Linked DNA regions of Homo sapiens: region 2 is linked to region 1. Evidence: read pairs that join two places in POLR2A ChIA-PET (ENCODE). Cell type or tissue: A673. All regions are shown on one strand.

Region 1 (4,000 bases):
AAGACTATCAATAATTACCATAGTTCTTGTATCCCGGTGTTGGGAGGAAAAGAATAAAGAAGAAAGAGAAGTCTGGCTCAGTTTGAGAAGGCTGTTTTGTTCTGATAATTTTCTTTTGTGTAACAACCACTTTTCTTTTGGCAATCACTTTAAAAAATCTAAATACTTAAATTAAACTCCATTATTTTATCCAGAGATGAGGCTTTGAATTAGGGAGGAAACTGAGCCATTTGAGTGTCCCTCTATTTACTGTGCTCAGCCAAACTCTGCATTCAGAAGTAAAGATAAGAGAAAGTTCTTACTAATTCATATGAATGCCCCAGAAATTAGAGGAGGGCAGTCCTTTGGCCTTGCTAACAATTCTTAATCTCCACACAGTTATAACCAGCCACCTATTTTTAAAATGCTGTTCCCAAGAAGAACCCTGGTGCGATAGGTGGCTGGACTTGTTTTAGAGACCAGATATTTGCAATACAAAGTCTGAGAAGAATCAAGTCTTGCACCAACTATAGCATACCTCACTGGTACTGATAATTTATGATATTCTTGGAGAAACAGGAGATTAACATAAAAGGATAAATTGTGGCATGCCAAGTACCAAACAAGTGTGCATTATGTAAAATCGTACATCTTTTTATTCACAAAGCTCTTGTGCCAGAGTTTTGAGATTTGGTGAACAAGACCACATTAACTTGAATTCATCCATCCATTCAACCATCTGTCAGTGTGTCCATCTGCCCAGCAAACATTATACCACTGCCTATGGTGCCAGCCCTCAGAGTTACTGAGACAAATAAGGCATGGTCCCCGTCCTGGTGGGGGAGTCAGACTTGCAAATCATAATACCTCAATAAGTGAAATCACAGAAGTATGTTCAAGGTGGACAGGTAATCAAAAAGGAGGGAGCAGTTGAAATATGAAAGAAAGATTGCAATTTACCAGGCATGTGCATTCTAATCAGAAGGCACAGCTTGAGCAAAGCATGGAGGCATGACAAAGCACAGGGTATCCAAGGAGCTAGAAGCCGTGTGATATTGCTGCGGGGGTTTGAGTGGCAGTGATAAGAGATGAGCCCAGAGAAATAGGTGCAAGCTAGAGAAAGTCAAACCTCATAGGCCATGTTTAGACATTTCTCTGTAGACAATAGGCAACACTGGTGGGATTTCAGGAGGGCATGTGTTTAGAATAATTTCTGTGATGGCAATGAGGAAAACTATGATGCATAGAGGAGGAAAGTGAGAAAAGTATAGAAAACCCAAAGGGGCAAGTTGTCACTGTGTTCACCAGGCTTTTTAAAGCTTTGATCCTATTTCAGCCTTTGTATTTCCAGACTGGGAAATGCCAATGTGAGACAACTTAGTGTTTGCAATATCACGGATCTCATAGAAACTAATATTATTTTTAATAGTATATTAGGGGTCAAGCATAGTATGGAGTCTGCTTGTGGCCAAGAGGCCTGGGGACTCCAGCTATCCCAGGCCCCACTCAACCAGTGCAAGGCTTGAGGGAATCAGTAGCTCAGCTCTACCTGTAACCCAATGGAGCTGCCCCTTGTGCCTCGATGCTACTCAGAGTCTATCTACATTGGAAACGAATGAAGTAGTAATAAATAAGCTCAACCAGGGTAGATCTGGAATCCAAACTCCAATTACAAGGTTTTTCCCTCCTAATCTAACCACGCTGCCTCTTCAAGCTGTGCTTCAGGAGAATTACTCTCTTGGGGCATAGGAAAATTCATAGTTTATAAAAGCTAAACAAGGAAGCTGGGGATATTCAGAGCTGACCTCCTAGAAGATAATCATGTTCTCTTATTCTATCAAAGTCAGAAGAAGAAAAATGAATCGTGTGGTTCACAGGTTATTTTCCATGTTGATTAGCTCCATATCATTATTCATAGTTGATAAAGTATCTCTGTCATCCGATGTATATAGACACAGGAGTTTTTGGATAAACTATGAAAGAAACTAGTGAGTGAGTGATAAAGCTAGTAACAAAAAAGAAGAGTCCAGTTCTTCTGAGTTACAGCTGACTGTACTAACCGTGGTTACTTTTTCTTTCAGAGTTTTTGGCCAATAATGTTATTTTTAATTTGCTATTTGGCCTATGAATAATTCATTTAAAAGAAAATCTCAATATCTTTTGAGCTTATTTTAGTGTCCTTATTTTAGGGCATTGATTAAAATATCAGTCTGTTTAGCATATCAGCATGCTGCCTGTCAGTCTTCAGGAAAATTTCTTCTCTCTCTGGGCTGTTACACAGTTCTGGTGGATTTGTTGTATTGTATCACATTGCATTATGTTAAAATATTTCCTTCTTGCCATTAACTTTACAATCTGGCTGGGTGTGGTGGCTCGGGCCTGTAATCCTAGCACTTTGGGAGGCCGGGGCAGGAGAATCGCTTGAGCCCAGGAGCTTGAGACCAGGCTGGGCAACATGGAGAGACCTCATCTCTACAAAAAGTAAAAAATTAGTGGGGCATGGTAGCACGCACCTGTAGTCCTAGATACTTAAGAAGCTGAGGTGGGAAGATCACTTGACCCTGGGAGGTAGAGGCTGCAATGAGTTGTGATTGTGCCACTGCACTCCAGCCTGGGCAACAGAGTGAGATCCTGTCTCAAAACAGACAACAAACAAACAAAAAACCCTGAAAACATCAAGACAAAAAGTTACAATCCACTTATTAAAAGCACATTCTAATTTTTTCCTTAATATTTGTTTCATTGTGATTAAAATAGCTAAACTGACAGTTTTGAAGTTATGTCAAGTTGGCAGAAACAGTAAAAGTTATTTTTCCTCAACTTCATTTCTGTCTTCAAAGCACCACATCTAGGACTAAGAAAGAAATGTGTGCTGTTGGTAACATTCTACTTCTTAGTTGTCCTGCTGATACTGCCAACACAGTAGCCAAACAACTGTAATAATTTCTGGAAGGCATCTGTGACCTTGACACTTGGCCCATTATGAACGGCACCAAACCCCTCCAACCATTTCCTATAGGTCTGAAAGCTGCTGTCAGGCAATAAAAGCTTTCAATTGTTACTGACTTGGGTTAGACTCATGTTCTACTTATAAATTTCCATTTAGTGTTTCTATTGGTGTTTGAATCAGGGAAAAGGTTTATTTGAAATCTTAAAATTCATTCCGTATTTCTTTCAATCAATATAAATCAAAAGCAGTCTCAGAAAATTGTCAATAAGTCTGGCCAAGTCAGAAGTAAATGTCAAGTCTTCTGAAGGTTGCATTTTCTCAAGGAAGCACTATTCAAGCATATTTGTTAGCTCAATTAGTCTTGATTTAGTAGCTCCATCAGTGAGCTAAGGCCTCTGGCACTAGCAGAGTAATTTGATTTCTAAGGTGTCAGTAAGAGACTAAAAACTATCCAAAATGGTAAATCCATGTCCTGAAAGCAGACGTACAGATCTTGACATTCTTGGCGGCATAGCAGTCAGGGAAACGTGATGATCTTTGACACTGTCTTCATCTGGGATCAGTGCCCCTCAATGTCACATGCCTGGGAACTCTGATTTTGACCATCAGTTCCCGGAGAGTGCTGGGAGGTGACAGGATGGATGTTCCTTTTGGAATGTCAGTTCCCTGAAGTGATCCTTTTACTTCTTTCACTGTCTTTAGTGGCAAAATGTACACGCTGACAGCCCTGAAGACAGCACTGCAGGGCATGTTTTAGAAAAGGAGAATGTTATTGTCAAAGCCTATCAATCTGGTCTCTTTTCCCCCTCACTTCATCCAGAGGCCACAAAACTAACTTTCTGCTGCTCAGACACGTACTTTGAGAAAGTGTAGTCACATTGTAACTGGGGCTACTTAGGACCTCAATCCAGTTGGGGAAGGGTGGCTTGCATCATCTAGGTGAGGGGTGAAGAGAACGGGACCAAGATAACCTAAACCACTGTATTATATCCTTCCCTCTCTTAACTCCCTGCTGAACTGATCTGACCAGTGTAACATACAAATTAATTATTTATCACCTCCAGGAATTAG
Region 2 (4,000 bases), 280 kb after region 1:
GCAATTCTCATACTCTGCAGGTGGGAGTGGAAATTGTTAGAACCACTTAAAACAGCTTGGCATTATCTTGTAAAGTGAAGATTAATTTACTCTGTGAGTCAGTTATTCCACTCCTAGATACAGAGCCTAGAGATCCTCTTACCATGTTTTTCAGGAGCCACAAACAAGAACATTTGTCGCAGCAGTCCTGTTAATCACAGGAATGAAAACTGACTGAAATGTCTATGTTCGGAAGAACACATATGTAAATGGTGGACGATTCATATACTGGAATGCTATACAGCAATGAAAACGAACTATCCATGCATTGACAGGATCTCAAAATTACAGTATTGAATGAAAAAAACCCAAATTATTAAAGAATGCATGCAGCATACCATTTATGCAAAGTTTTAAAATTACAAATATATTCAGTGGTGTATGAAGATGGTGGGTATGGCCCACCCCTAATGCAGGTAATAAAAAGGCCCACTGTTTGTAAAGAAAAGAATAATAAAACTGACCAAAATCTGATTTTTATTGTCACCATACATCAGCAATTCTGGACAATATTATTGATAAAAATTCTTGCCACAAAGGCAGCTACTTCCAATCTCCACTCCCCACCTTGGTGTGCAACTGAATACATTCTTTAGAGTCATTTGTTTCTATAGAAAGAGTATCATGAAAAGTAATGATAAAATTCAGGTGAGAGGTTTTCCTTGGAGGGAGGGAGAGGGACACACTTGGGCAACAGCATAGATGCCTTCAAAGGTATTCCTTATGCTCCATTCCTTATGTTCCATTCCTTAAACTGAGTGATTGGTACATAGCTGTTGATATTATTTTTTATATCTGATTTACATAATGTATCTCTTCAGTAGGTACGAAATATTCCACCCTCAAGAGAAAGAAAATTAAAGCAGCAAAATCAACAAGGGGTGCAGGTGGAGGAGAAGGCATGCTTTGTAGTGCACTGGAAGCTGCAAACCCAAGAAAGAATAAAAGGGCCGTGGTCAGTCAGAAGAGAATGAGGGACCCTGGAGCAGCTGCCCAGGCCGAGGCTCAGGGCATGCGGGGGCCTGAATTGGGGTAGGGGAACTCTGGGAAGCTTTTGCTTCCAGGCTGGGGAAGCCACAGGCCTAGGTGAGGTTAACCCCAGGAAGTGCATCTGGAGTGAGAAGACGGGGGACAAGGCCAGAGGCCCAGGGAGCACCAACCTTTTGGGAGAAAGAAGAGCCCTTCAAGCTGAGGCTGAGCTTGAGAAAGGTGAAGCAGTGAGCAGAGGATGGGGTCCCATGTGCTGAGGAGGGCCTGGTGGAGGAGGTCACACCCTGCTAAGAGGACAGCAGGACGCCGGCTGGGAAGGAGGCCCTGGATTTCACAATGTGGGCAGGTGAATTCATCAGAAATTGTCAGAGCCATGCGGTGGAGGAGGAAATGAGGACAGGGAGGGGACACAGCTCTCCGGTGGGAAGAGTGAGGAGTAGCGGCTGGGAAGAGACGTGGAGTCCAGGTAGGGATCTTACGCATCTTTCAATTGTCCCTTAAAAATCCCAGTCGGGTTTAGCCCCACTAGGGAGAAAAAGTGCCTTCAGGCCTTCCCACAGCGCCAGCAGCACGAGCACAGCAGGTGTCCCTTGGGGCTGACGCATAGGGTGCTCATGGTGGGGTGGAGGAGCTGTCTGCCCCTGTGCTGGGAGCATTCTATCACTGACACTGTCTGAATTGCTGGTACATGGTGATCAGAGGAAGCAAACTGACATTTAGTCACTTTTACCGTCTTTTTAAAATTCTCTACAGTTAACACACCCTTTGTTGCCTGCACCAGGGACAGACAGCTCCTACCGCCAGCCCTTGCTAAGGCTCTAGTGGGACGAGACCAGATTGAGTCCCCGGCACCTGGGTGTGCAGCCCCGCTCCTTTCTTCTAGCTGACAGGGCTGGCAAATTCCTGCCTCTCTGAGCCCCTTTCCCTTTGGCTCACTGTAACTGAGGGAAATTCTGACCTCTGGGGTGGTTGGGCAGATGACAGCAAAGGAAAGACCCAGGGCCTACCGCACAGGAGGTACTTACTAGCTGTCCTTCCCGCATCAGGGAACAGAGGAGACAGTGACTGAGGACCCCGCAGCGAATGCCCCACCCACACAGGCTTCCTCTCAGCGGGGCCTGTCCCCACTGCTTCCCCACAGCCCCAGAGGCCAGGCCTCAGCCATTCAGACGCGGGGGAGGTGATCGCAGCACAGGGCCGCGCCCTGCCTCTGCCGCTCCGGGGGTCCCCAAGGAAGCACCAACGCCTGGCCGCAGGGGGCAGTTGTCATGGGGACGCCAGGGCCCGCTGAGCTGCCTCCTTAGCAACGGGACTCCCCGGCCAGTTGCCATGGAAACAGCATCCCCTGGCAAGCGGTGATGGGGAACGGCTGGGTTTCCTGCCCTTTTCCGAGGACTTTCCCCTCCTAGGGCGGGAGACACGGCACTCCCTATACCGGCGGGAGCCGCGAGGACTTGGTTTTTCCAGTCGCCCGTCGCCACCCCAGGAGGGGGCCTCTGCCCGACCCCGCGAAGTCCCAGGGCCCGGAGGAACCCTCTGGAGACAGGGGTGGGGAAGGGGGTCACCCGGGGACCAGGCCTAGCCCCGAACAGGCACAGCAGTGGGAAGTCCGTGCCCTGCCTCCTTCCAGAGGCCCCACATGCTGCCTCTGCCCTCGGGCCCCCACCAACCCACACAGGAGCCCAGCGCTGTTCCCCCACCCCTCGGCCACCCTCTGATGCCCTCCCCCTTGCCCAGTCACCTTGTGTCTCCAGCCACCCTCCCACTTCTGAGAGCTTACCTAAGACGGCATCCCCCTCTATCTAGCTGGATGGAGCCCAGGTGCACATTCACCACCCTCCTCCTCAGCCAGCCCTGGCAGTAGGGGGTGGGAAGGGTCTCACACCTCCCCCACTCCTGCGTTTCTCCCCTCCACTAGCAAAGCACACATGCCCACTCGCTCTCACCCTCCTCAATGATTCTCACCAGTCCATAAGCACGTGCACACCTGTGTCCATAGCCAGGCCTTGCACATCCCCCGTGCACACCTCTATGCACAGAACACAGCTCCATGCTCTTGCAGGCATAGGTTTGCACATACACAAGTGCCCTCTGGGCCATGTCCCCTGCCTTCCACACCCGAGTTCCCAAGACTCCAGGATTTCCCAATGACCTCACCCCCACCCCTATCCCTGGCCCCTAGAAGAAGGTAGCATCTGCTGGAATTTTTTTTATTTAAATAAAATATACAATACGGCGCATTTACCGGTTTCTGTTTTAAAAGTGGATTTGAAAATTCCTTGTAGGTGACTGGGTGTGGGAGGGCCCATTGCCTGCACCTGTCTGTCCCAGTCTCTGCAGAGTGGCCAGGTTGGGTCAGAGCTATTATAAAATGCATGTGTGTGTAAGTAGAGAAGAGGGTGGTTAGGCCAGGCTCTGATGGCAAGGGGGCTCCTCATGGCCCTGGACCCTCCACCTTCACCCCTGCTGCCTCCAGGACAAGACTGTGGGTTTGGATCAAGTCCTGCTGCCTCTCAGAGCTGCCTTCCTTAAGGGGAAGGGGTGTGTGCAGAACTCAGGTTGAGGCTAAGTCCTTCCAGTTCTCAGAACTCCTGAGCCAGCACAGTAGAGACCAGTACTAGGCGGCGTCTAGTCTTTACCTAAGATCCCAGGAACCTTCACCCACTTCTCTCCTGGAGTACTGCCTCCCACTCCCTGCAGCCCATCTATGGAGAAATCGGTTTGTCTCACATCCCAGGATAGCTCAAGGCAAAACCCGATCTTGCCAACATTCTGGCTTGGAGCATGGAAGGTTCTGGATGGATAATGTGGGACCAGCCCTTCTCATTACTTGGGGATTGCAGCCATACCTGCTCTGGCCCTATAGGCAGGGGCAGACCCCTGACCTTGGCTCTGGCAAGATCCCATCTGGGAGGAGGGAGGATGGTGCCTCCAAAGGCATCTGAGCTGCTTTCTCGTTCCCGCAATCTGG

What was found. Peaks named below come from ENCODE experiments on the same cell type or tissue, not always from the same donor. Only the 100,000 strongest peaks of a DNase experiment are listed, where the experiment ranks them.
Region 2: POLR2A ChIA-PET joins it to region 1 with 6 read pairs; 2 of 35 experiments call an interaction of 5 or more read pairs at or near these places.

Annotation. Positions count from the first base shown.
Region 1 is chr15:73,034,725-73,038,724 of GRCh38, forward strand. No RefSeq gene overlaps it. Among named protein-coding and RNA genes, the nearest start is that of NEO1, 16 kb to the right of the region's middle. In A673, no CTCF peak of the experiment used is centred here; no DNase peak of the experiment used is centred here.
Region 2 is chr15:73,316,634-73,320,633 of GRCh38, forward strand. It overlaps HCN4 (hyperpolarization activated cyclic nucleotide gated potassium channel 4), which reads right to left. Exons shown (of 8, transcript NM_005477.3): 8 at 3,226-4,000. Among named protein-coding and RNA genes, the nearest start is that of MIR12135, 19 kb to the left of the region's middle. RefSeq lists a silencer at 2,338-2,387. In A673, no CTCF peak of the experiment used is centred here; a DNase peak (open chromatin) is centred at 2,288.